Linked DNA regions of Mus musculus: regions 1, 2, 3 and 5 are each linked to region 4. A link is a loop called in an ENCODE intact Hi-C map of the cell type or tissue named here. Cell type or tissue: heart. All regions are shown on one strand. Region 1 overlaps Mapk13 (mitogen-activated protein kinase 13). Region 2 overlaps Gm16196 (a long non-coding RNA gene). Region 3 holds the start of Brpf3 (bromodomain and PHD finger containing, 3). Region 4 holds the start of Gm16191 (a long non-coding RNA gene). Region 5 has its middle 7.6 kb from the start of Mapk13.

The links. Peaks named below come from ENCODE experiments on the same cell type or tissue, not always from the same donor. Only the 100,000 strongest peaks of a DNase experiment are listed, where the experiment ranks them.
Region 1: a loop joins it to region 4, with 2.7 times the contacts of the local background. A loop is called at or near these places in 15 of 42 quality-filtered maps.
Region 2: a loop joins it to region 4, with 2.4 times the contacts of the local background. A loop is called at or near these places in 4 of 42 quality-filtered maps.
Region 3: a loop joins it to region 4, with 5 times the contacts of the local background. A loop is called at or near these places in 2 of 42 quality-filtered maps.
Region 5: a loop joins it to region 4, with 9 times the contacts of the local background. A loop is called at or near these places in 16 of 42 quality-filtered maps.

The regions. Positions count from the first base shown.
Region 1 is chr17:28,774,315-28,779,314 of GRCm38, forward strand. It overlaps Mapk13 (mitogen-activated protein kinase 13), which reads left to right. Exons shown (of 12, transcript NM_011950.2): 4 at 940-1,048; 5 at 1,240-1,269; 6 at 1,821-1,868; 7 at 1,988-2,102; 8 at 2,188-2,259; 9 at 3,168-3,247; 10 at 3,409-3,487; 11 at 3,763-3,939; 12 at 4,114-4,390. The coding sequence ends at 4,196. Among named protein-coding and RNA genes, the nearest start is that of Mapk13, 7.5 kb to the left of the region's middle. In heart, a CTCF peak has its summit at 2,674 (motif pointing right); a DNase peak (open chromatin) is centred at 3,077; H3K27me3 peaks cover 558 bases.
Region 2 is chr17:29,019,422-29,024,421 of GRCm38, forward strand. The region is part of intron 1 of Gm16196 (a long non-coding RNA gene); the gene reads right to left. Among named protein-coding and RNA genes, the nearest start is that of Gm16196, 11 kb to the right of the region's middle. In heart, CTCF peaks have their summits at 1,250 (motif pointing left) and 2,986 (motif pointing left); DNase peaks (open chromatin) are centred at 170 and 3,100; H3K4me3 peaks cover 313 bases.
Region 3 is chr17:28,797,937-28,802,936 of GRCm38, forward strand. It overlaps Brpf3 (bromodomain and PHD finger containing, 3), which reads left to right and starts at 3,190. Exons shown (of 13, transcript NM_001081315.1): 1 at 3,190-3,425. It overlaps Gm35883 (a long non-coding RNA gene), which reads right to left. Exons shown (of 4, transcript XR_003952337.1): 4 at 4,955-5,000. In heart, a CTCF peak has its summit at 2,928 (motif pointing left); DNase peaks (open chromatin) are centred at 3,065 and 3,715; H3K4me3 peaks cover 3,230 bases; H3K27ac peaks cover 2,808 bases.
Region 4 is chr17:28,924,434-28,929,433 of GRCm38, forward strand. It overlaps Gm16191 (a long non-coding RNA gene), which reads left to right and starts at 834. Exons shown (of 3, transcript XR_876713.1): 1 at 834-1,133. In heart, a CTCF peak has its summit at 3,060 (motif pointing left); DNase peaks (open chromatin) are centred at 2,148, 2,958 and 3,758; H3K27ac peaks cover 349 bases.
Region 5 is chr17:28,759,252-28,764,251 of GRCm38, forward strand. No RefSeq gene overlaps it. Among named protein-coding and RNA genes, the nearest start is that of Mapk13, 7.6 kb to the right of the region's middle. In heart, no CTCF peak of the experiment used is centred here; a DNase peak (open chromatin) is centred at 2,820.

The DNA.
Region 1 (5,000 bases), 150 kb before region 4:
GGTCAACCTCTGATGTTGTTATTCCTTAAGTGCTATCTACCTTGATTGTTTTTCTTATGATTGTAGTTGTGTGTATGTGTGCGCGCACGTGTGTGTGTGTGTGTGTGTGTGTGTGTGTGTGTTTGTGTGTGTGTCCCTGCATGAGTTTTGTGCACCATATGTATGCAGTGCCCACAGCAGCCAGAAGAGGGCACCAGATCCTCTGGAACTGGAGTTACAGGTGAGCCTCAAGATTTGGATGCTCGGAGCCGGGCGTGGTGGCACACGCCTTTAATCCCAGCACTTGGGAGGCAGAGGCAGGCGGATTTCTGAGTTCGAGGCCAGCTTGGTCTACAAAGTGAGTTCCAGGACAGCCAGAGCTACACAGAGAAACCCTGTCTCAAAAAACCAAAAAAAAAAAAAAAAAAAAAAAAAAAAAAAGATTTGGATGCTCGGAACTGAACCAGAGTCCTCTGAAAGATTAAAGCCATCTCTTAGTCCCCTTCCATTTTTTTTTTTTTTTTTGAGGCAAGGCCTCTCACTGACTTGCCAACTAAACTAGGCTTGCTGGCTAATGAGCCCTGGGGACCCTTCTGTCTCCTCCCTACCAGCACTGGGGTTACAGCTGAACTCCAATACACCCAGCTTTTATACGTGGGTGCTAAGGGTTGAACTCCAGACCTCCTCATGCATCTGAGCACTGTGTCAGCTGACCCAGCTCTCCAGCCCCGGGACTCACTATGTAGCCCAGGCTGGGTTTAACACGTTGCAATCTCTAAGTGCTGGGATTACAGGCATGAACTATGACACCTGAGTCGTCTTCTGCCTTCTTGCCTGGTGTTGTCTTCAAGGTTACTGTTGTGCCCGACTTCTGTCCCCACCCCACCCTGACCTCTCTGAGGTCACACCTGGGCCTGTGGGAGGCTGGGAACTGTGCTAAAAAACACTCCTGCCTTCCAGCTACCTGGTGATGCCCTTCATGCAGACAGACCTACAGAAGATCATGGGGATGGAATTCAGCGAGGATAAGGTCCAGTACTTGGTGTACCAGATGCTCAAAGGTCTAAAGGTGGGTGGAGCCTACATGGTAGCCAAGGCAACTTCCTTGTTGAGAGCCAGCCCGCTGTTGTGGGGCAGAGGAGGGTTCTCGATGCTGGTGTGGAAGCTGACGTCTCTGATTCACATCTCTCTCTCTCTCTCATTCTCTCTCTCTCTCTCTCTCTCTCTCCCTCCCTCCCTCCCTCCCTCCCTCCCTTTCAGTACATCCACTCCGCTGGCATCGTCCACAGGGTGAGTGCTTTCTCTATCATGGTTCCGGGGAATGAGTTTTGGGGTAGGAACAGGGTACTCTGGTGGCCAAGGGATTGGGAGTGACAGTTCTCAGGAGACAGAGGCTGTGAGTGTTTCAGCCGTGAGAGGGCTGATGTAGAATGTTGAGAGAATGGCTGTGTTGAGAAGTTGGGGAGATGTTTGTGATTGTAGGTGTGTGTGTGTGTGCGCGCGTGCGTGCTGCCCCCAAAACCCCTAGCTGGCACTTCAGGCTCTAAGGACAGGAACATGGTGGAAAAGGATGTGTAGCCCAATGTCATTTTACAGATGAGGAAACTGAGGCCTGAAAGAGAAGTGAGCTGGCCCAGCTCCTGTTGCAGTGTAGTGAAGGATGTGTGTATGTGTGTACACGCGAGTTTGTGTATGCACTCATGTGCGTGTGTGTGTGCGTGCATGTACCCATGTGTTTATGTGTATGCACTTGTGTGTGTGTGTGTGCACGTATGACAGATCTGACACCACCTGCTGGCTCCGCCTCAGTCTGATGTTCCCTTTCCGTCGTCCCCTCCCAGGACCTGAAACCGGGCAACCTGGCTGTGAATGAAGACTGTGAGCTGAAGGTGGGTCACAGCAGGCCCACCAAGGATGGGGAGGTGGATAGAATTGTGGGAGGTAGGCTCTGTCCCTCAGAACCCCTTTCCTCAGACAGCTTGTTATCCCTGTGTCCCTTGAGCCATAGATCCTGGACTTTGGGCTGGCCCGCCACACAGACACTGAGATGACGGGCTATGTGGTGACCCGCTGGTACCGGGCCCCCGAGGTGATCCTCAGCTGGATGCATTACAACCAGACAGGTCAGTGCTTGGCTGCCCTGGCAGCCCTGGTGACCTACACTGGAGGTCTCCAGACAGTTCAGACAACACTTTTCTTTCCTTCCAGTCGACATCTGGTCTGTTGGTTGCATCATGGCAGAAATGCTGACTGGAAAGACACTCTTCAAGGGCAAGGACTGTATCCTTGAAGAATTATTCATTATACGTAGTTTTATTTTTTCGACAGTAGTCCTGGCTGGCCTAGAACTTGTGATGTAGTTCAAGCTCGTCTCTGCCTCCTGAATGCTAGGGTTAAAGGTGTGCACTGCCACACCTGACTTAGTGAGTGTCATTGTGAAACGGGGTCTCCTGTGTGTGTCCCAGAGAGCATCTCAAGCTCATGACGTAGCCAAAGATGACCTTGAACTGCTCCCTTTCTTCCTGACACCTCCCAAGTGCTAGGGTCACAAACGTGTCACTATGCCGGGGATAGAACCCAGGATTTCATGCTTGCTAGGCAAGCACTCTATCCTCTGGAGGCCCAGCCCCTAGAATGGTTTTAAAGATTTATTTTTATTTATGTGTATGTCTGTGTGAGTGCATGGCGTGTGTGCAGGTGCTCTGAGAGGCCAGAAGAGGGCACCAGATCCCCTGGAGTGGGAGTCACAGGGTTTTTTATTTTTGTTTTTTGTTTTTTAAGCACTGGGGCATGGGAACTGAACTTGGGTCCTCTGGAAAAGCATCAAGCACTCTCCAGCCCCTGGAGCAGTTTGAAATGCAGATAATCAAAAGATAATGAGTCCTTTCTGCCCCCACCTCTGCTAGGGAACCCTCAGGAGCCAGGCAGGGGCAGCCCACTCAGCTCAGAATGAAGAAGAACCAGGGGAGGGGAATTAGGCGTCGTAGGTCTAAGTAGCCTCCTTCTGACCTGGGCTGTCTGTCGGGAAGCCCTCCAGGGACCTGCTCCAACCGTGCCAAGAGCCTGCCGTGGTTAGGTGGGGCTGGAGCCAGGAGTGTCTGCCAGGCTGGCTAGAGCCAGGCTAGAGGCAGGGCAGGCAAGCTCAGAACACCGCAGAGAGCAAGGCTGTGCCTTAACTGGCTGCCAAGACCTGGACCAGCTGACCCAGATCCTGAAAGTGACTGGGGTGCCAGGTGCCGAGTTCGTGCAGAAGCTGAAAGACAAGGCGGTGAGTGGCTCTGACTGGCTCTGACTGGCACCTTCTTATGGGCTCCCTCTGCCCTGGCAGACCCTCTTTTCCTCATCTTATCCTGGACTTTCGACAGGGAAGTCATACTTTCTCCCCTAAGGCCAGAACCTGAAGACATTCCATATTTTTCTGTCTTCCAGGCCAAATCCTATATTCAGTCCCTGCCCCAGAGCCCCAAGAAGGATTTCACACAGCTCTTCCCACGCGCCAGTCCGCAAGGTGAGTCCTGGCTGCGATCCCCAGAGTGCTTGCAGCCCTTCCTAGCAGCCCTCTGTCCCATGCCAGGTGTAAGGCTCACCAGGTGCGGGGCTCACTAGGTGCAAGGCTCACCAGGTGCAATGCTCACCGGGTGCAAGGCTCACCAGGTCTGGGGCTCACCAGGTGCAAGGCTCACCAGGTCTGGGGCTCACCAGGTGCAAGGCTCACCGGGTGCAAGGCTCACCAGGTGCAAGGCTCACCGGGTGCAAGGCTCACCATGTGGTCTGTCCCCGCAGCTGCAGACCTGCTCGACAAGATGCTGGAGCTGGATGTGGACAAGCGTCTGACCGCTGCTCAGGCACTGGCTCACCCCTTCTTTGAACCCTTCCGGGACCCTGAGGAGGAGACAGAGGCCCAGCAGCCTTTTGATGATGCCTTAGAACATGAGAAACTCAGCGTGGACGAATGGAAACGTAAGAGATGTTCCCATCTTCCCTCTGCCTGCCCACCCTCCAGGCCTAAGGGGACACACCTGTCCCTGGTAGCTGTCCATCTCCTGTGGGGTTTTCTCCTTGAGCTGGTTTCTACTCTACTATCTGAGGGTGAACTCTCCCAGGCCCATCCTAAAGCGCAGTTACTTTCCACAGAACACATCTACAAAGAGATCTCAAACTTCAGTCCCATAGCCCGGAAGGACTCACGGCGACGAAGTGGCATGAAGCTGCAGTGATTGATGGCTGGCCTCCATGTAGCCCAGGTTGGCCTCCATGTAGCCCAGGCTGGCCTTGAGTCTTCCTCCTCTCCTTTTTTGAGACAGGATCTTACTGTGTAGCCCTGGAGCCCTGGCTAGACCTGCAACTCAAGAGATCCACCCACCTCTGTTACCTGGGTGGTGGGATTAAAGGCATGCACCACTGCGCCCAGCTCAATGCCCCTTTTCTGTTGGTTTTGAGATAGCATCTCTCAAACTCAGGCACTTCAGCACTAGGAAGTCTTGTGGTCTGCAGAAGCTTTCCAGATAAAGTCACATCCTGAGGTTCAGGGGGTTGTGAACTGGGGTGGGGGGTGGCTGGGGACAATAACTTGCTACTGATGGTGCAAAGGAGGCCACTCCTGGACCCCTTGTTCTGTTCTCTGCCCTGTTAGGGAGCCAAGTATGTTAGATCCCAGGGGTTGCAGCGCAGCAGGCTGTTGCTGGCAGGTATTTTGGATGCCTGATAAGCAATGGAGACAGGAGACCAGGGCGGGTCAGTGAGTGCAGCAGCAGACATGGGTTCTTCCTGGCTAAGGTTGCAGACCTCTGTTCTTTCCAAGTTCTTTCCAGTGCTCTGCACTGAGAAGAAGCACCTCAGAGTCAGACGGCAGTGGCAGCCTGACTCCTCCTTCTGCTTTGGTAGAACGAGTTCAGATACCCAGGCTTGTTTGGGTTTCTGCCTTGGGTTTCTGACATCTGGTATCATGTGCACCTTAAGGGAGGAACCTGATTTCAATAACACACAGTGTATCTGAGGGGCCAAAGTAGAACCCTTCTGCT
Region 2 (5,000 bases), 95 kb after region 4:
CCTCTTAATCTTAGTGAGTTGGCTGAGATGAAACACCTGATCCACGCGTGTCCTCTTGGCACCTGGCTGTTTCTAAGCTTTTCGTCTTTCTTTGGTTTTTGCCAGCCTTTCTCAACCATCTCAGGTCCATTGCACCCTACACCAATAGCGATCCTGAAGAAGTCAGAGTCAGAGAGCCACCCCTCCCCAGCTGCCGGCTACATACAGATGCTCTCACCCACTTAACTCTGCTCCTCCCATCCAGGAGGATTTCTCAGCCTGGGTTTTGGTTTCTTGTTTCCTGGCTCTTCAGGGGCTCCACCGTCCCTGGATTTCCTGGCCTCCCTCCTTCTTCCTGTCAGAAAGTCTTCAGGGGCTCCAGTCTTAAAAGCCTCTTTCCCTAGTGGCTACTATCTTCCCTTTCTCCTCTGTTCATGGCCATTTAGCATCTTTAAGCCTCTCTTTTTCTTCTTAGTTTCTTGAGACAAGATCTCTGGCTGGCCCAGAACTCACTATGAGGCCGAGGCTGGCCTTGAACTCACAGATCTACCTGCCTCTGCCTCCTAAGTGCTGGGATCAAACGTGTGCACCACCACAGCTGGTTTTTATCCCTCTCCTAATGTTCCAGCCTCCAATTGTTCTCAACAAGTCAGAATCAAAACCCTCCATGGAAGCTAATGGAATCCTCTTACATTTGCTTGCCCTACCTGAGCAGGCGCGGCGCTCATCTTCCTCGTGACCATGTTTTATAACTGGTTCTGGAAGGCTCAGCTGGTAATTGCTAACTGAGGGACCAGGTTTTCTTTCCACTGAAAAACACCTAGTTATCTCTAATTTACCCTTCTCCACCCAGCAGATCAGTCTACACAGGCCTCTGGTGCCTTAGCAATGATCACAGATTGCAATTAGACCCGCTGGGGTCAATCTACACTCCCAGGCTACTCCTTGGGTTGTTCTGAATGCCTTGGGGCTTCTGTGGTGACTTTCTGCTCCTCTGCTCTGCAGGTTTGTTTACAGTGTACTGAGAGCTCCCAAGATTGTGTGTGTGTGTGTGTGTGTGTGTGTGTGTGTGTGTGTGTTAGAGGGACCCAGAATGTCCCCCTTCTTATCTTTTTTTTCTAGTTGTCTTTCCAGACATTGCCAAATTTGATCTTCAGAAATGCTGAGAGAGCAGCAATGCTGTGGCTGTAGATGGCTGAGGTCCTGGGGCTGACCACATACACTAGGGCCACCAAAAATAGGCAGCAGTTTCTGAGTGTCCAGCACCCTCTACTGGAGATTGAACCTAGGGACTTGTACATGACAGGCAAACACTCTGCTGTTTCCCTGAGCTTGTTTTTAATATATTTATTTACAGGGCAGGGGAGATGGCCCAGCAGTTAAGAGTATACACTGCTACTCTTTCAGAGGACCTGTGATGGTTTGTCTATGCTTGGCCCAGGGAGTGGCCCTATTAAGAGGTGTAGCCTTGTTGGAGTAGGTGTGTCATTGTAGGTGTGGGCTTAAGACCCTCACCCTAGATGCCTGGAAGCCAGTCTTCCACTAGCAGCCTTCAGATGAAGATGTAGAACTCTCAGCTCCTCCTGCACCATGCCTGCCTGGATGCTGCCATGTCCCTGCCTTGATGATTATCGACTGAACCTCCAAACCTGTAAGCCAGCCCCAATTAAATGTCTTTTATAAGACTTGCATTGGTCGTGGTGCCTGTTCACAGCAGTAAAACCCTAACTAAGACAGAACCCAAGTTCAATTCCAAGCACCCATGGCAGGTGGCTCCCAACCGCCAGAAACTCCAGCTCCTGGGTCCCCGTACTCACATGCACACACTTATGCTCAGATGCACACATAAATTAAAATAATAAAATTAAACCTTAAAAAGGAACTTATAGCCGGGCGTGGTGGCGCACGCCATTAATCCCAGCATTTGGGAGGCAGAGGCAGGTGGATTTCTGAGTTCGAGGCTAGCCTGGTCTACAAAGTGAGTTCCAGGACAGCCAGGGCTACACAGAGAAATCCTGTCTCAAACAAACAAAAGTTCCAGAATAGCAGATCGTCCTGACACAGCCCCAGGGACACTGAGAAGCTAGGGAAATGTGGGTTTGAAGACCACAGGAAAACCCCAAACTATCTGTCACCCATAGGAGGCAACTAGTTGTCACAGGAAAAAGTCAGAAGAGGGCCTATGTCCTTTTGAGCCTCACGAGGAGGAGGAATTTCTGAGTGAAACAAGGAAACTCGGGAGCCGTGGGAGACAGAAGCATGTGAGTCATGTGTAATATTAACAAAAATAAGATGCACCCTACTGCCTGGATGCGGCTAGCAACCCAGCGGATAACCACCCACAGGGGCCCCTTCAACTATCTAATTAGCCTAATTACCATCTAGCATCTTTTGACCTTCCTTGCCCTCTCGGATTCTCATTTATTATTTCTTCTGTAAATAATACAGTACAGTGTTCCCAAACAAAAGCCCACAGATAACTGGGAGGGGAGAAGCCACAGGTTTGAGAACGATTATCATGCTTGCTTGTGAATTTAGTTGCTTCCTGCCTCCCTTTAAATCAGAAACAGGGGAGCAGAGGCAGGTGGCTCACTGTGAGTTCCAGGCCAGCCAGAGATAAGCAGTGGGACACCTTCTCTAAATAAATAAATAAATAAATAAATAAATAAATAAATAAACCAACCTCCTTGCTGGGGTGGATGTGACGATCCAGGCCTGAAGCCCAGCACTCAGGAGGTAGAGGCAGGAGGATCAGAAGTTCAAGGTTGTTGTCAGCTACCTAGTAAGTTTGAGGCTGTCCCAGAATTCTTAGGACTCTGTTTTTTCTTTGTTGCTTTTGTTGTTGTTGTTGCTGCTGCTGCTGTTTTGTTGTTTTGTTTTCCTTTTTCTTTTTTTGTTTAAAATGCTACCTCACTTTTCATCATCTCAGTGCCTGGGAAGACTGCGGGGAGGGTGTGGAAGAGGAAGGAGGCCAACTGTACCTCCGGGTCCGCAGCTGCTGCTGCCTCCCAGTGGCCTGCGGCTCTCACATCATCCCTCCAGACTACACAGACCACAGGAGCAAAGAGGGAGGAAGAGTTACCCTGCCAGGGTGGGGAGTATTTACCTGAGGAGAGCGCCCTGGTAATCTGCCCATCTTTGGCCGCTTGAGAAAAAAGGTTAACCGCCTTCTCTCCCATTGGGTCCACAGAGCACATCTGGCGCGGGGCGGGTGGTCCCTGTGGACAGCTCTCTGAGTGCTTCCCCTTTATTCTTGGCGGTCCGCTCTCCGGAGAAAGAGGTTCAGGGAAACCAAAATAATGAGACTCTAGGGAGAGCCGAGTTTCGGGGTAAACTCATAAACAACCTGAGAACAAAATCCTTTTTCTATGTACCTGTTTCTTCTGCTGCTGCTTGTTTTTTGTTGTTGTTGTTTTTGTTTTGTTTTGTTTTTGTTTTTGAGACAGGATCCCTCTATATAGCTCTGACTGTCCTGGAACTCACTATGTAGACCAGGCTGGCCTTGAACTCAGAGATACACACCTGCCTCTGCCTCTTCTGCCTCTGAGTGCTGGGATTAAAGGAGTCCCCTGCACCCCTCTATCCCTCATGTTTTTAAGTCTCTTCCGTTTTGTTTTGCTTTGCTTTGTTTTTTCGAGACAGTGTTTCTCTGTATAGCTCTGGCTGTCCTGGAACTCACTCTGTAGACCAGGCTGGCCTCGAACTCAGAAATCCGCCTGCCTCTGCCTCCCAAGTGCTAGGATTAAAGGCATGCCACCACCTCCCGGTCGCTTCCTATCATTTTAAATTCAGGTCTCACTATATAGCTCTGGTTGCCCTGGAATTCTTTATGTAAACCAGAGATCCACCGGCTTCACCCTTGCTGTGCTGGGATTACTGGTGTGTGCCACTTCAGTCAGCTTTAGTCTTCTACACACCGTAAAAAGACAGGAATTGTGAGTTGGTAACATTTATGTGTAGGTGGGTGCTTGAGTGTGTGGCCATATGTACACAGGAGGCCAGAGAACACTGGGTGCCCTGTCCTATAGTTCTCTACCTTATTCTCTTGAGTCAAGGCCTCTCACCGAACCCAGAGCTGCCAGGCTTGCAAACCAGGAGGCTCCTGATGTGTGCCCCTAGTCGGAGGTCACACTAGGCTTTTACATGAGAGGTAGGGAAATGACCTCAAGTCTCCGTGCTTTGGAAGCAGGTGTCCTTACCCACTGCACCATCTTCCCCGCCCTGTTACCCACCCCTAATTAAAGAGATTAAACAACCCACCACCACTGGAGCTGGTGGCTGTGAGCAGCCAGATGTGGGTGCTGGGAACAAAACTCGGGTCCTCTGCAAAAGCAGCAAGCGCTCTTAACAGCTGAGCCATCCCTCTGGGCCCTTCATTCTTTCTCTCTCGATTAAGAAAATTACATTTGGGCTGGTGAGATGGCTCAGTGGGTAAGAGCACCCGACTGCTCTTCCGAAGGTCAGGAGTTCAAATCCCAGCAACCACATGGTGGCTCACAACCATCCGTAACGAGATCTGACGCCCTCTTCTGGAGTGTCTGAGGACAGCTATAGTGTACTTACATATAATAAATGAATAAAAAAAAAAAAAAAAGTCATTTAAAAAAAATAAAAAATAAAAAAATAAAAAATAAATAAAAATAAAAAAAAAAAAAAGAAAATTACATTTACGGCATGTGTTTGTGTGTGGGTGCGTGTGTCCCAGGACCCATTGTGGGATTTGGCTGGTTTTCTCCTTCAACCATATGGGGCATGGGGTTGAATTCCGGTTGCTAGGTTTGGCCCCAGTGCCTCTATTGGCTGAGCCATCTCTAGGGGTTGCATTGTGGCCCAACCCGCCTTGGACCCAGCTTTACAACCAAGGGTGATTGGTTGAACTTCTTGACCAAGTGATGGGCTCACACGTGCACGCGTGGTTCATGCCATCTAGACTTCAAACCAACTGCCTGGTGCATGCCTGGCAGGCGCCCCACCAACAAACTCCACCCCGGCCCCAGTTTTAGGGGCACAGGGATGGCTTG
Region 3 (5,000 bases), 130 kb before region 4:
ACTGATTGGTGTTTTGTCTTCATCTGTGTCTGTGAGGGCCAGATCCCCTGAACCTGGAGCTACAGACAATTAATTGTAAGTGGGTGCCCTGAACCACTGAGCCATTTCTGCAGCCACCTCTCTTTTAAATAGTAAAACACTCTCCTTTATAAATAAATTAAGTTTTTCCTGAGTCTTAAAACAAGCCTTGGTGGGGATGGTGAGATGGCTCAGTGGGTAAAGGTACGTGATACCAAGGCTTGAGACCTGAATTAAAGCCTTCACACTCACAAGGTAGGCAACTGAGGCCTGGAAGTTGCCCTTTGACCTATACCCATGGGCACTGTTGAGTACAATAAATAAATAAATAAATAAATAAATAAATAAATAAATAAATTCATGAATAAATTCAAAACATGAAGTAAAAATTGTAGATTGGAAAGACTTAGAATGTGCATTAAGGGAGCTTAGGGTCTCAGAGAAAAAAGTATGTGTTTTTCTTGTTGTGTCTACTCTGATCTCAGCCCTAGTGTGTATGTTCCTAAGTGAACACGTGTTCCCATGGTCAAGGTTAAGGAGCAGAAAGGGGATCAGGGAAGGCTAAAGGTTCAGTGTTAAGGAAGGACAAATACAGATGAAGGAGAGAAGTCAGAAAGACTATACACCGCTAACTGCTTTTCATAAAAGAGTTTCAGCTCGTTTATGGATTTTTCCCTTTTTCTTGTAGTGGAAAATATATTTGACACTGATTGTGTAAAATCCACTGTGAAGCCCCACAGCTCTGGGGTAGCTATTCTAGCTTTAAGAGTCCACCATCTCAGTGAACTTTGGGTCTGGTTAATTTGGTGTGTGTGTGTGTTCACTATGAAGTTTTGTTTTGTTTTATTGGGACAGCCTCTCTCCGTGTGGTGCTGGCTGGCCTGGAACTTGCTATGTACACTAAGATGGTCTGGAACTTACAGAGATCTGCCTCCTGTGTGCTAGGATTAAACGCATGGGTAGAGCTCGTGATAGTTTTAATGAAAAAGAAGAAAAATAATCAAACAAATATTTAGAGTCAAAGGCAGAGTCCTTGTTTTGTTGTACTTAATTTCGCACTGCTTAATGGACAGGCCAGGGACTGATGACTTCAAACTCTTTAAAATAGCTGAAGATTAAGGCGAATTAAATGCAGTGCCTCTGGGATGTCTGATCCAAATTTGTTTTTAATGACATAATTGTCACATATTACATCTGAGATTACATCCCAGTGAACTGGCTATCTGTGAGGTTATGCTACAGAAAACGAATTTCCCGTGTCAAAAGGAAAACAAGGGCGGCGCTAATGTTTTAAGGGCGAGGGTGAAGAGGGGGAGAAAATTTTGTTGAGCCCAGTCTCATAAAGTGACCAGGAATGGCTGGTGACAAGAGGAGGCTGACATGTGCTCTCAATGGATCTTAAATCACTGCAAGGACAAGCTGCGACATCTTCTCAGGGTTTTTATTTGCCTAATTTAGAGGGTAGAGGTCCTTCCCAATCATGCAAATCAGGTCATGCCCAGAAGCAACCGCGAAGAATAAAAGATAAGGAGACACAAGTCCTATGTAAATGTTTATATTTCATTGTAAAAGAACAAGACGTGAAATTCCTATTTGTTCCTCAATTTTTTTAAAGCTAAAAGTAATTGCAATATTTTCTTCCTCTAGGGCCTTCCCTTCCACAATTAATCTTTCCACACCTTCCCTCCTGTGATTATTCCCCCAAGCTTTAACAACAGTTGACTAATTCACAGCATTTCTGCTTCAAAGCTTTCAAAACACTGTGGGGTGGGGGTGCTGGCGGAGGCGATTGCTTGGCTCCACAAGCCACGCCCTTTCCTTCTTAAAAATTGGTTATTTTTGCAGTATGTTATTACCATCTATCAAGAACACACTCCTGTAAGGAAACCCAACTTCCATGCTTCACTCAACTGGTAAATTCTCAACTCTTAGGATGCTGAACACCTATACTTCAATGTAAATAAAAACACAAGGTTTGGGCCGTGAGAAATGTTTATTCTCTACTCTTTCAACTGTAGTACCCAGGTCCTGGATACCAGAGCCAATCGAGCAATTGAAAGTCTCACCAGCCGTTCGTGTAGAGGAAACGCTTTCAAAATATATCATTCATCTTCATCTTCGATAGCAGTTTATCCATATATCCTTTATAAGCATCATTAAGTATTGGTGCTTAAGATCTCTGTCACGAGGTAAGCTTTCAAATTTATAGGTACATGCGCTCGTGGAGGGGCAAAGGGACCTTTTCTTCTATTTATTTTTTCTTTTATTAGAACAAAAGGCAGCTTGAGTACACTTCAAAGTCTGGGAGTTGCTGTTTGACAGGCAGGCTGCCTTTGAGAAAGCCGTTCAGTGCATTAAATTAACCGACTCCTGGCCAAATCAAATTCAAGGGGAAAAGTATTTCCCATGCCTAGAGTGACAAACGGAATTACGAGGCACGCTTAAGCAGACTGTCAAACTTTTATGTTTACTTAAAAAAAAAAAAACTCCACACAGATGGAAAAGTCTGGTCCGTGGCAGCCTTGTGTGCCAGGAGAGGCTCACCTGTACACACACCACAGGCACGGGTCTTTCCCGGGCTGTCCGCACTGGGGGAGGGGATGGGTGGACATCGCTAGACCTTTGTCCCGGGGGCCTGGGGAGGGACGACTTTCTGGAGGCTTCGCAGCCACCTGCACTCTGGGAAGCCACACACAGTGTGGCCCTCCGGGGTCGTCCTGGGGCGAGCTTTGTGGGTGGGTGGGAGCATGGGCGTTCCCACCTCGGGGGCGGCGGGTGGCCCCACGCTCTGGCTGGGATGGGGTGAGCCACCGCTCCGTGGATTCAGAGTGGGAACCCCGACTAGATCAGCTCTGGGACAGGCCCAGGGTGAAGCGGCCCCGCCGCGTCCGCACCGCCACCGTGAGGCCGTGCCGGGGACGGTGCCCCGTGGAGGTGGCGCTGCCGCTTCGCGCTCATCTCCCCGCCCGTCTCCCCGCCGCCGCTGCCGCCGCGCCGGGCTGGGCTCGGGCGGGGGCATCCGCTCCGGTCTCCCCGCGCTTTCGCGCTCCCGCTTCGCGTGCGGCGGCTCGATCCGGGGAGGGAGTGAGGGAAGGGGTGGAGGTGGCGGGGGGAGGCCGAGGGGCGGATCCTGCCTGGGGGCTGATCCCTCCCTCCCCTCGGCCGGGCTCCGTGGCGGGCGGCAGCGGTGGTGGCGGCGGTGGCTCCATTCCCCCTCCTCCCCCGGGAGAGGCGGCCGGGCCCGGGGAGACGGAGCGGAGGGCCGGAGCGGGAGGAGGCCGCGCTCCCTCAGCCGGGCCGCGCACGGAGCTGCTCGCTCGCCCGGCCCGCTCGCCCGGCCGCTCACCCGGCCGGCCGCGCTCGCGCTCAGGGGGCCCCCGAAGCTAGGGGCCCGGCCGGCGGCTGAGGTAAAATGGGGGCGGCGGCGGCGGGGCCGGAGCGAGCGGGGGCGGCGGGGGCCGGCGGGGAGCGAGCGCTGCGCGCGAGGGGGCGGCCGGGGCGCACAGGGGTGTCCCGATGGGGCGTGGGGGTGACGCGCGACCTCTCCCCCGGAGCGAGGGCGGCGACGAGGCCGGGAAAAGCGCGCGGAAGGGAGCTGCAAAGCGAGGACCCCCTCCCGCACCCGCCATCTTGTTTCTCCCCGGTCCTGGCAGCCAAACGGCTAAGCCCCGCCCTCCCCGTGCTCCCCTATTGGCCTGGCTAGACCAGAGTCCCGCCTTCAGGGGCCGCCCTCGGCGCACGGGTTCCCCCTTGACGGGCAGGTTGGGCGGCCAATAAGTGCTTGCATCTCCGCGTCCTCCCCCCCCCTCCCCACCCCTCCGCCGTTCGCTGGCGCTCGCTTTCTCTGTGAGGGTCGGACTCTGCGTCTATCTGTGGTGCGCCTACCCTCTGGGTTGTTTTTTTTAGGGGGAGATATTTCTCTTTTTTCTCCTTCGGGGGGTGTCGTGAAGATTCCACTGGAAGAGGAGTCCCTTTAAAGGGACAGAGACCTTGTCTGGAGTCTTACCTGGTCTCATGAGTCCCTTGTGTGGCGTGCAGGGCGGGTTCCGTCCAATTGTTGAAACTCCTCATTCGGGGGCCAGGGTGAGGTGGTCGAGTTGGGGATCCCGGGTCGCTAAGAACGTCTCTGAAGGGGGCTGTTGGGGGTACTCGGCAGTGTGTGTATGGGAAGAGTTGTGTACGTGAGGAAACTCCCGCCAAAAAAAAAATACCAACCCTGGTCTAGTTGTTAGCTCCTTGTAGGCGAAACTCTTGGTTTCCCCTGGCAGTAGCCCAGCTGGGTCCCATGGGTTTGCCCCCTGTGATCGCATCGCGGGAGCCCCGAATGGGGATGGAGACGACTTCTGAGACTACAGGATGGGGTTCTTGTAGATTCTTCAAAATCGATACTGAAGTGTGTGTTTCCTCTCCAGAGGCTGCTTGCCTTTGGAGAATTGGGGAATGGAATCTGTTGGCTGGGACTACTTTTGAGACCTTGAGGTTGGTACGGGATCTCGTGCCCTCAGGGCTTCGGGTTGAACAGAAGTGCGGTAAAGGTCCTTTAGCTCCAAATGGTGGTGTATGCCTGCCTCAGGTTGCTCCACAGCCAGGTTAACTTAAGTCACACCTTGGGACTGAGAGGCCTTTACACTGTGGTTGTCAATGGTGACTTATTGATCATCCTTAAGAAGTAGATATTTCTGCCCTTGCTTTTATTACATTTTTATTTTTTTTAAATTTTATGTGCCTGGGCATGTTGCCTGATATATGCCGGGTTCCCCAAGAATTCAGAAGAGGGCTTCCAATACCCTGGAACTGGAGTTACTGGAGTTGTGATCCACAGTGTGGGTGCTAGGCATCCTCTTAAATGCTGTTATTTTTCCAGCATGCATATATATATATAATTATTATTATTAAACAATATGTGTATTGGTGTTTTGCCTAGGAATTGAACCTGGGTCCTCTGGAAGAACAGCCAGTGCTCTCAACTGTGCTGAGCCATC
Region 4 (5,000 bases):
CTGAGTCTTAACGAAAGACTGTGGCCAACCTGTGGGAGCCATTAAAGAGAAACTAGGGATGAGAGATACTTTGGCCAGGGTAGTGCCTGTCAGAAGCCAGAGGGAACTCAGGCCATCCATAGAGGAGCTCCAAGCTGAATGAAGAGGGTAGTGTCCATAGAGGTAGTAAGCCCACTCAGAAGGAAGGCCCTTGGTGTGTCACACGCCGACTTCTGGCCACAAGGATGGGCAGAGATGATGGAGCCACTCAAGCGACCCAGTCCTCAGAGGGTCTCTTACCTCAGCTGCTGGCTAACGGCAGCCCTGAGTGAACTTCAGGAGGTTTAGAGACAGCGTTAGGTGAGATAGTGGCTGTGGCTTCAGCTGAGGTGGCCTTGAGGTGACAGTGTGGAAATGGGGTCCTGGGGTGCACATGTCTCCCTGTCTGCAGAGCGAGGTGGATGAATGATGTCAGAGATACCTCCCTGCTCAACGTAAAGGCACCGTAGCCCAGGCTAGCCTGGAACTTGCCTTGTAATGGAGGATTTCCTTGAACTTGGTGACCCTTCTGTCTCTGTCTTGCATGCTGGGATGGCAGATTCATACCTCTATGCCTGGCTCCCTGCGCACTAGGTAAGAACTCTACCAGCTGGGCTACATATCCAGCCCAGTTTCTCCGTTTGACCTCCTGCCCAGGGCTGGCTCAGGTCAGACTTGTTGTCAAAGTCCTTTCTCTCTTTGTGTGACTGATATGACCCGAGTCTGTGAGTCACCATCTGCCATGAAAATGTGATCTTGATGCAAATCACTTTCAAGTTCAAACACATTGGGGTAGGCGTGGTCTGTTCTGAAGTTTGCAAGGGGTCCGGCTCAAGGATGCCGGATCCCTTGAGTTCCAGTGGTGGCTCTGATCTTCCCCCTATCAGGGAACCCTGGATGCTGGGGGTGGGGGGAAGGGTGTTTATAAGCTAGACAAGGCTTTCTGGTGATTCACACGCCACATGCCAGCCACAGCAACTCTCCACCTCAGAGCTCTGACGGATACTTGAAGCTACCTCAGCCTGAGAACCTGAACTTGGCCTTACTGAGAAATGGCACTTGCTCAGACCTGCTGGGAATTCAAGGGTCACAACAGTAGCCAGGGGACTTTCCAGGTACTGCTCCTCCCCCCTGCCCCCCCCTCAGTGTTTCCTGAATTGGAACATAAGAGTTGAGTTAATGAACTGAGAAACTTCCACTGTCTATTTATCCATGTCCTGTGCAGGAGACAGACAGGTCCTGGTGAGTTACACACCTTGCCCAGGTTTTGGAAACTCTCTCTGTATGTAGTACAGGCTGGTTTCAGATATGCAACCCATCTGCCTCTGTCTCTCAAGTGCTGTTTTTATAGGTCCAGATATGCAGGACCCTTCAAGGTGCTTTTTGATCTTCGCCTGTTAGCTTGTGATTTCGCCCTGGAGAGGGGAGGGGAGACATGTCCATGGACAATGGTCTCCTCCTCCCAGGCTTTCTGACCACAGTGTACACTCAGTAGGACCACATTTGACTGGTTGCTATGGAAACAAACAATAGCATCTGTCACTGGGGGGGTGGGGACCACAGACCAAGTGAAAGGGGATAGAGGCTGCAGGAAGAGTTGGTGCTGGTGACATTTTTACAGAGCTTCACGCCTCTTAGGATACAAGGTACACACGTGACTGGCTCTGACACTTGGCTCTGTGGCGTTTCTTTCTTAGTGCTCCTGTTACAATCTGAACTTGATTCTTCCTTCCTTCTTGGTGGCCTCTCTAGTCCCCACTTTCTCTATTTCTCTCTGCTGTTATCGTTTTTTGAAATAGGGACTCCATATGCAGCACAAGCTGGCCTGGAACTTTTGAGCCCCTTGCCTCAGACTCCCCAGTGCCGGATGCCCTCTGTGTCCTCACCATCTAGATCATTGCCCAGTGTACGACAGATGCCCGGGAAATACTCATTACATAAATGAACATGTCGTTTCTGGATGTTTCTCTTCTGCCTCATATGACCAGCAGAGTTGCTGACAGAGGGGGCACAGAAGTTTCCGACATGCGTCTATCTCTCACCTCACCCACTAAGCTTCCGGTCACCGAGCCGACCCTCCTGGGCCTGGAAGCCCTCCTTTGGTGAACAAAAGTAGGCCGTCATACTAACACAAAGGACCTGTGCGCCTCCTGGTGGACGTACCTTTAAACTGCAGGACTTTCCTTGAAGAGTCGCCTGGGACCTGAGAGTCGGTCCCCAATCCCATTTCCTGGCATCCTATGGAGGCCTCAGAGGGGTGTTGCTTACTGGCTCGCTCAGTCGGCTTTTCTATATAACCCAGGACCACCTCCTACATCAATCATCAATCAAGAAACATTCCCGAAGCTGGGCGTGGTGCTGCACGCCTTTAATCCCAGCACTCGGGAGGCAGAGGCAGGTGGCTCTCTGAGTTCGAGGTCAGCCTGGTCTACAAAGTGAGTTCCAGGACAGCCAGGGCTACACAGAGAAACCCTGTCCAAAAAAAAAAATCCAGAATTCTCGCTACAGAGCTGGCTAGCAAGACTGGTTGGATCAGCAAGGTCTAGGTTAAGTGGGAGCTCAGCCTCAAGGTCTAAGGTGAAACGTGACACCCAAGGCCCCACCTTAGGCGTCCACATGCATGCACAGGCACACACATGAATGTGTACCTGCATGGGTAGGAGACCCACACATATACAAACACGGGTACTGTGTCCAAGCACATACGCACACAGGCACACACACACACATATGCACAGTACGCACATATGCACACTCAGAAACATAAGCTGTTACGGTAGTGCTTGCTTGCCTTGAAGCTCAGTACTTGAGAGGCAGAAACAGGGTTGCTGCAAGTTTGAGGCCAGTCTAGGCTACACAGTGAGTGCTAGGCCAGCCAAGCCGACATATGGAGTTGCTGTCTATAAATAAGTAGATAAAGGGTGGGAGAGGCGGCTCCTCAACTGAGCGTTTCCTGCTCTTTCATCCCAGCACCCATTGTTCCCACCCACAACAGCCTGTAACGCTGCCTTCAGATTCCAATGCGCCCTCTACTGGCTCCTGCAGTCACTGCACCCGTGTGCACACAAGTATTTTCAAACAAAATGAGATCTTCTAAAATCAATAAGGTTGATGATAGGTCTCTTGTGTTTGGAAGGAGAGGGCCACCGAGAACGTTTGTCCCTCCTCCCTGATGGAAACTGCTGACAACTTGCAGGAGTTGGTTCTTTCCCGTCTTGTGGGTCCTAGGGACTGAAGTTGGTTTCCTCTGCTCTCTGAGCCATCTTGTTGGCCCCCATGCCACCACCTATTTTTGAAATAAGAAACTAGACTAGCCTTGGACTGCAACTCTCCTGCCTCAGTCTCCCAGATGCTGGAATAATAGCCCGAGAAACCATACCCAGCTCGACCTTTAGTGGGTTTTACAGCATAATTTGAGCATTGGCCAGTTCGAAGCTCTTCCATGCACATCTCTGTGTGTATACCCGTGGAGCCGCCCCAGGGACCAGACTCTAGAAATTTCCAGAACCCAGAAAATTTTTGTGTCTGACATACACGCATACACACACACACACACACACACACACACACACACACACATAAATAAATAAGGAACGTGCCTGCCTGCTCAGCTGTCAGGGATATGAATTATTACCCATGTCTTGGTCACCCATGAGGACAATGACAACAATCACCTATCGAGGTCACATGGGGTTGTCACGAGCTGCTGTGACACCGTTCATTTAAAGAGCATTGTCCGGCATCAAGATGCTTTCCAAGATAAACAGTCTAGCCAATGCTTGTAAATGCCTGGCAGGAGCCCAGCGCACAGAGGACACAGCCAATGGCGGTGTGGCAGGTGTCTGCTCCCCTAACTTGTTACAGCAGGAAACATGGGTTCCCCAGAGTTAAACTCCACCACTACCCGCCGGGGTTCACCCCACACCAGCCCTGTGACAGTGACAGTTTTTTTTTTTTCTCTCTCTCTCTGAAAAATTCTTCTGCATTCTACCTTCCATCCCTGGAATATACTTTCCTATTGTCCTTTCTGTTGTTAAAGACTGATTTTTTTTTAAACCATTATAATTTTCTGTGTGTGTAAGCACATGTGTGTTCTTGCAGGCGTCTTTGGAGGCTGAGATGGTGCATACCCTGCAGCTAGAATCACAGGGCCCTCGCGAGCCGCCCAGTGTGGGCTCTGGTCCTCTAGAGCAGCTCACACTTTCACCACGGAGCCAGCTCCCCTGCCCCCTTTCTCTTTTTTGAGATGGAATCTCACGTAGCCCAGGTTAGCCTTGAACCTGCTGCCTGCCAAGGGCATATGTCTGAAACAGATGAACAAACACCTTTGTGTCTCTCCCATGTCAGGATCTGTTGGGTAACACTGAATCTACAAGCTTAGCAGTTTGTCAGCATCCATTTGCCAGGTAATCCTGTTTCCCTTGATGGCTCGTGCCACAGTGTCTAGAGGGCAGAAGAAGATTTTTGTGAGTCCTCTCTCACCCCTCCTGGGATTGAACCCGCGGCTTCAGGCTTGGTGGCAAGCACCTTTCACCCTAGAGACATCTTCACCCCTATTACATTTTTTTTCTTTTTTTAAGATAGGGCCTAGAATTCACCATGTATTCCTGGCTGGCCTGGAACTCACTATGTAGCCCAGGCTGGCCTTGAGCTCACAAAATTTCACCTGCCTCTGCCTCCCAAGTTCTAGAATTCACTGCATGAGTCACCATGTCCAACCCTTACTTCAATCTTTTTTTTTTGTTTGTTTGTTTTTTCGAAACAGTGTTTCTCTGTGTAGCTCTGGCTGTCCTGGAACTCACTTTGTAGACCAGGCTGGCCTCGAACTCAGAAATCTGCCTGCCTCTGCCTCTGCCTCCTGAGTGCTGGGATTAAAGGCATGTGCCACCACGTCCGGCCCCTTACTTCAATCTTAACAACTAATATTAATCCTCAGACCCCCCCCCATTCCATATCCTACAGCAGCGATCTGAGTGTATATG
Region 5 (5,000 bases), 170 kb before region 4:
ATCCAAGATTATGAAACCAGGTGGAATCTTCTGGAAAGTGAGCACAGAGCCAAATCAAGTCAGGGGAGCTACTTTTAGAAGGGAGCAGGTTGGCCCTTCCAAGTGTCATCTGATGTGGCTGAGCAGGGGAAGAGGGACGGACTCTGTGCAAGAATGGCTGGACCTAGACCCTGACTGAGTACGGACTATTGTGTGGTTATGAGCTCTTCCAGAGGACCTGGATTCAAATCTCAGTACCCCATTGGGTGGCTCACAACTAATTCCAACTTCGGAGAATCCAGCACTCTCCTCTGTGGGGACACACTCCAAGCAGTGGTGGTGTACTAACACTTGGGCTGGAGAGATGGCTCAGTGTTTGGGATCTCTGACTGCTCTTCCAAAGGTCCTGAGTTCAATTTCCAGCAACCACATGGTGGCTCACAACCATCTGTAATGGGATCTGATGCCTTCTTCTGGTGTGTCTGAGGACAGCTATAGTGTACTCATATGCATTAAATAAATAGATAAATAAATCTTTTTTAAAAATCCTAGCACTCAAGAGGGAGAGGCAGGTGGATCTCTGTGTGTCTGAGGTCAGCCTGGTCTACAGAGTGAGTTCCAGGACAGCCAGGGCTACACAGAGAAACCCTGTCTCGAAAACAAAACAAAACAAAACAAAACAAAACAAAACAAAAAAAAAAAATAGCCGGGCGGTGGTGGCACACGCCTTTAATCCCAGCACTTGGGAGGCAGAGGCAGGTGGATTTCTGAGTTTTAGGCCAGCCTGGTCTACAAAGTGAGTTCCAGGACAGCCAGGGCTATACAGGGAAACCCTGTCTCGAAAAAAAAAAACCAAAAACAAAAAGAAAGGAAGGAAGGAAGGAAGGAAGAAGGAAGAGAGAAAGAAAGACAGAAAGGAAGGAAGGAAGGAAGGAAGGAAGGAAGGAAGGAAGGAAGGAAGGAAGGAAGGAAGAGAAAAGAAAGAAAAATGCAGGATATGTGCAGATGCCAGAAGAAGCAGGAGGTGTCAGATATCCTGGAGCTGGAGTTACAGGTGACTGTGAGCCACCTCCCCTAGGTGCTTGGAACCAACCTTGGGTCCTCTGGATGAGCAACACGTGCCCTTAACTGATAAGTCATCTCTGCAGCCTCTACAACATCTTAAAACTAGAATACCTTTTTCCTTTACTCATTGACAATTTCATATATATGTATGCATATGTGTGTATTAATATATGTGTGTACATATAATATATATTGTCACCTAGCATATATAATATTTTAATATAATATTGTATATTATATTATCATATAATTAATATATTTTCTTATAAATATATATTATATAAAACCATATTACATTACAATATATTTTATGTAATATTATATACAGATGTATATACATATATGTATGTGTATATACATATATGTATGTGTATATGTATACATGTATATGTGTATATATAAATATGTGTATATGTATATATTAAAAAGCCGATGTGGACAGAGAGGCTGTCTGAACTACTGACTTGAATTCAGAGCTTTAATCGGGTTCACAGCTGCTAGACAGGGCCCACTAGGCCTCTGTGACCCCGACAGGTGACAGATATTTACACAGAAGGAGCAGAACAGCCAGACTTAGTAACCTCTGTCCTGGAAATGCATGTTGTCTCTGAGGTGACTGGCAGGGCACTCGGGAGTGTGGGCAGGGTCATGACCCCATCTACATAGCTAGCAGGTCATTTGAGCTGGCACAGCCCCAGACAGGAAGGTAAGCTGGCCTGCACATCAGGTACAAAATGACAGCCACTCGGTGGTACCAAGAGCTCCTGAGAGGCAGCCCCACCCACACCTGCAGTCTTTCCACCACCAACAGGTGCTGCTGGGTTCTGGGTATTGGCATCAAAGACCTGACCCTAGAACAAAATGTTCTAGTCTAGAGGAACAGTCAACACGTTAGCAAGAGACAGACGGGTTTGAGGACAGAGAGGATGGGCGAGGCTGGTGGAACGCAGCTCTGTCCAGTTCTGCAGGGAAGGGAGAGATTACTGCAAGCAAGGCTGGAAACTCCAAGGGCCAGGGTCAACCATCACAACCTCCTCTGACCCTGGCCACGTGGGTGGTGCTGTCCTCATGAACAGCTGACAAAGCTCAGAGATGTTCTCCTATCTTCTCAAGATCACACAGCCATAAATGGTAAGATTGAAATTCAGCTGTGCCCTGGTCCTTGGCTACCTTGACACTGGCTTACAGAAGTGCAAAGGACTTCTTTTCAGGGCAAAGTGGGTGCCATGAGGCCCGGGGATTCAGTGGGGCATGTGGAGCAGGCAGGGTGGTCAGCAGGAAGAATTCTGCTGTAAGATTGCCTTTGAAAGATTCCTAAGTCTGGAGAAATGGCTCAGTGGTTAAGAGCACCGGTTGCTCTTCCAGAGGTCCTGAGTTCAAGTCCCAGCAACCACATGGTGGCTCACAACCATCTGTAATGGGACCTGATGCCCTCTTCTGGTGTGTCTGAAGACAGCTACAGTATACTTATATACATAAAATAAATAAATAATTCTTTTTAAAAAATTATATATTGAGCAGCCATGGGGAACAAGCATGGTCCCTGGAAACAACAGTGACAAAGACAGTGCCCAGACACTCAAAGTCATTGAGGACAGGGGACACAGTGATTTTCACAGGGGACAAAGCTGGTAAAAAAGGCAAGGTTAGACCTGTTTGAGACCACCTCTTCCTTCCCAGGACTGGAAAGTTGACCAAGGAGGAGTCCTGAGGGGAGACTGTTGAGATGAACCTCACAGACTACATGGTCCTTACTGCTTTTTGCCACCAGGGGGCGACACAGCCAAGCAGGCTGGGCAGGGCTTCCTTTTTTTCTTTACCCTCCACTCCCTGTGACTTTACATCTGACTCAATAGCCCAGTTGTTCAACATCAGCGATTTCCATTGCTGTAGCTGTGTGCCTGGTTCCCATCTGTTCCCCCACTAAAATGTTTTATCCCTGCACTCAGATCGGATCCACTACAAAACAGACCCTCAGAAAACTAGTGGGATTTTTGTTGTTGTTGTTGTTTTCGAGAAAGGGTTTCTCTGTATAGCCCTGGCTGTCCTGGAACTCACACTGTAGACCAGGCTGGCCTAGAACTCAGAAATCCACCTGCCTCTGCCTCCCAAGTGCTGGGATTAAAGGCGTGCGCCACCACCGCCCGGCTGGGATTTTTTTTTAAGTGCTTGTGTGTGCATGTGTATGTGTATACCTGTGTTTAGACCAGAAGTCAATGCCTTCTTCAACTCATCTCCACTTTTTTGCTTTGTTTTGTTTTTTTCTGGCCCCACTGGCGCTGGCCCCACTTGCTCTGGTCATATTTATTTCATATATGTGGGCACACTGTCATTGTCTTCAGACACAGCAGAAGAGGGCATCAAATCCCATTACAGATGGTTGTGAGCCACCATGCAGTTGCTTGGAATTGAACTCAGGACCTCTGGAAGAGCAGTTGGTGCTCTTAACCGCTGAGCCATCTCTCCAGCTCCCTGGTTTTGTTTTTTTGGGACAGGGTTTCTCTGTGTAGCCCTGGCTGTCCTAGAACTCACCCTGAACCAGGCTAGCCTCGAACTCAGAAATCTGCCTGCCTCTGACTCCCAAGTGCTGGGATCAAAGGCATGCGCCACCACAGCTGGCTTCACCTTATTTATTTATTTATTTATTTATTTTGTAATAGCATTTCTTTTATATGTGTGTGTGTGCACATGTTCCTCTTGGCTGTATGTGTACCACACACGTGCATGTGCCCATGAAGGCTGCATGAGGGGTGAGATGCATTAGAGCTGAAGTATGTTTGATACGGAAGCTAAGGACTGAACCTAGGTCCCCTGCAAGAAAAAAATGCTCTTAGCTGATCACTGAGCCATCTCTCCAGCGCCTTTTTGTAATTTAAAAAGAGTTACATTCATTTGTGGGTCTGTCTCTGTGTCTGTCTGTGGCAGAGATGCTTGTGACACCGTGTAGAAGCCAGAGGACATTCTTTGAGAGTTGGTTCTCTTCTCTCCCTGTGTGGTTCTCGAGACCCAGCTCCTATCGGAGCCTTTATTGCTGAGATATCGTTATTTATACAAGGTCTCTCACTGAACCTGGTACTCCAGAGTTGGGTCAGACTGGCTGGCCAAGCCCCAGAGAACCTCCTCAGGGCTGGGATTCCAGGGGTGTGCCTTCATAGTTGGCTTTCCTATGTGGGTGCCAGGTCCCCATGCTTGAGTGGCAGGCACATTACCCACAGAGCCACCTCCACAGCAACTCAGAAAACAGGTGTTGAATGAGTGTGTGAGCAGGTCCTCCCATGGGGTTTGGTTCTTGCGTTTAACTCATTGTGAATTAGAAGAGCCCAAAGGGCTGGACCAAACTGCAGCTGCCGCCTGTCCCCCGGAGGGAGCATCTGATGGGTACTTACTGTGCACGTGTACCAAGTTCAGCACTTCTCACATTGTCTCATTCACTGTTATTCTCTGGGAAGAGAACTGGCTTCTGTAAACCCACCCTCAAATGACCTAACCCAGCCCATACCTCCCCCGTAACCTCCTATTCCAGAGCCCACTGGTGTATGCCCTCTCCCCCCCAGTGAGCAGTAAGCTCACCTGTTGACAGCAGTATTGAAAGTCCCCCTCGATTGGCTTCGTGTGATAACCTAGTGTGCCTATACTTGGAATGACATATTCTTTCTTTCTTTCTTTTTTTTTTTCTTTCTTTCTTTCTTTCTTTTCTTTTCTTTTCTTTCTTTTTCGAGACAGGGTTTCTCTGTGTAGCCCTGGCTGTCCTGGAACTCACTCTGTAGACCAGGCTGGCCTCGAACTCAGAAATCCACCTGCCTCTGCCTCCCAAGTGCTGGGATTAAAGGCATGTGCCACCACTGCCTGGCTTACATTTTTTAAGTTTATTTTATTTATGTGAGTACACTGTAGCTATCTTCAGACACACCAGAAGAGGGCATCAGATCCCATTACAGATGGTTGTGAGCCACCAT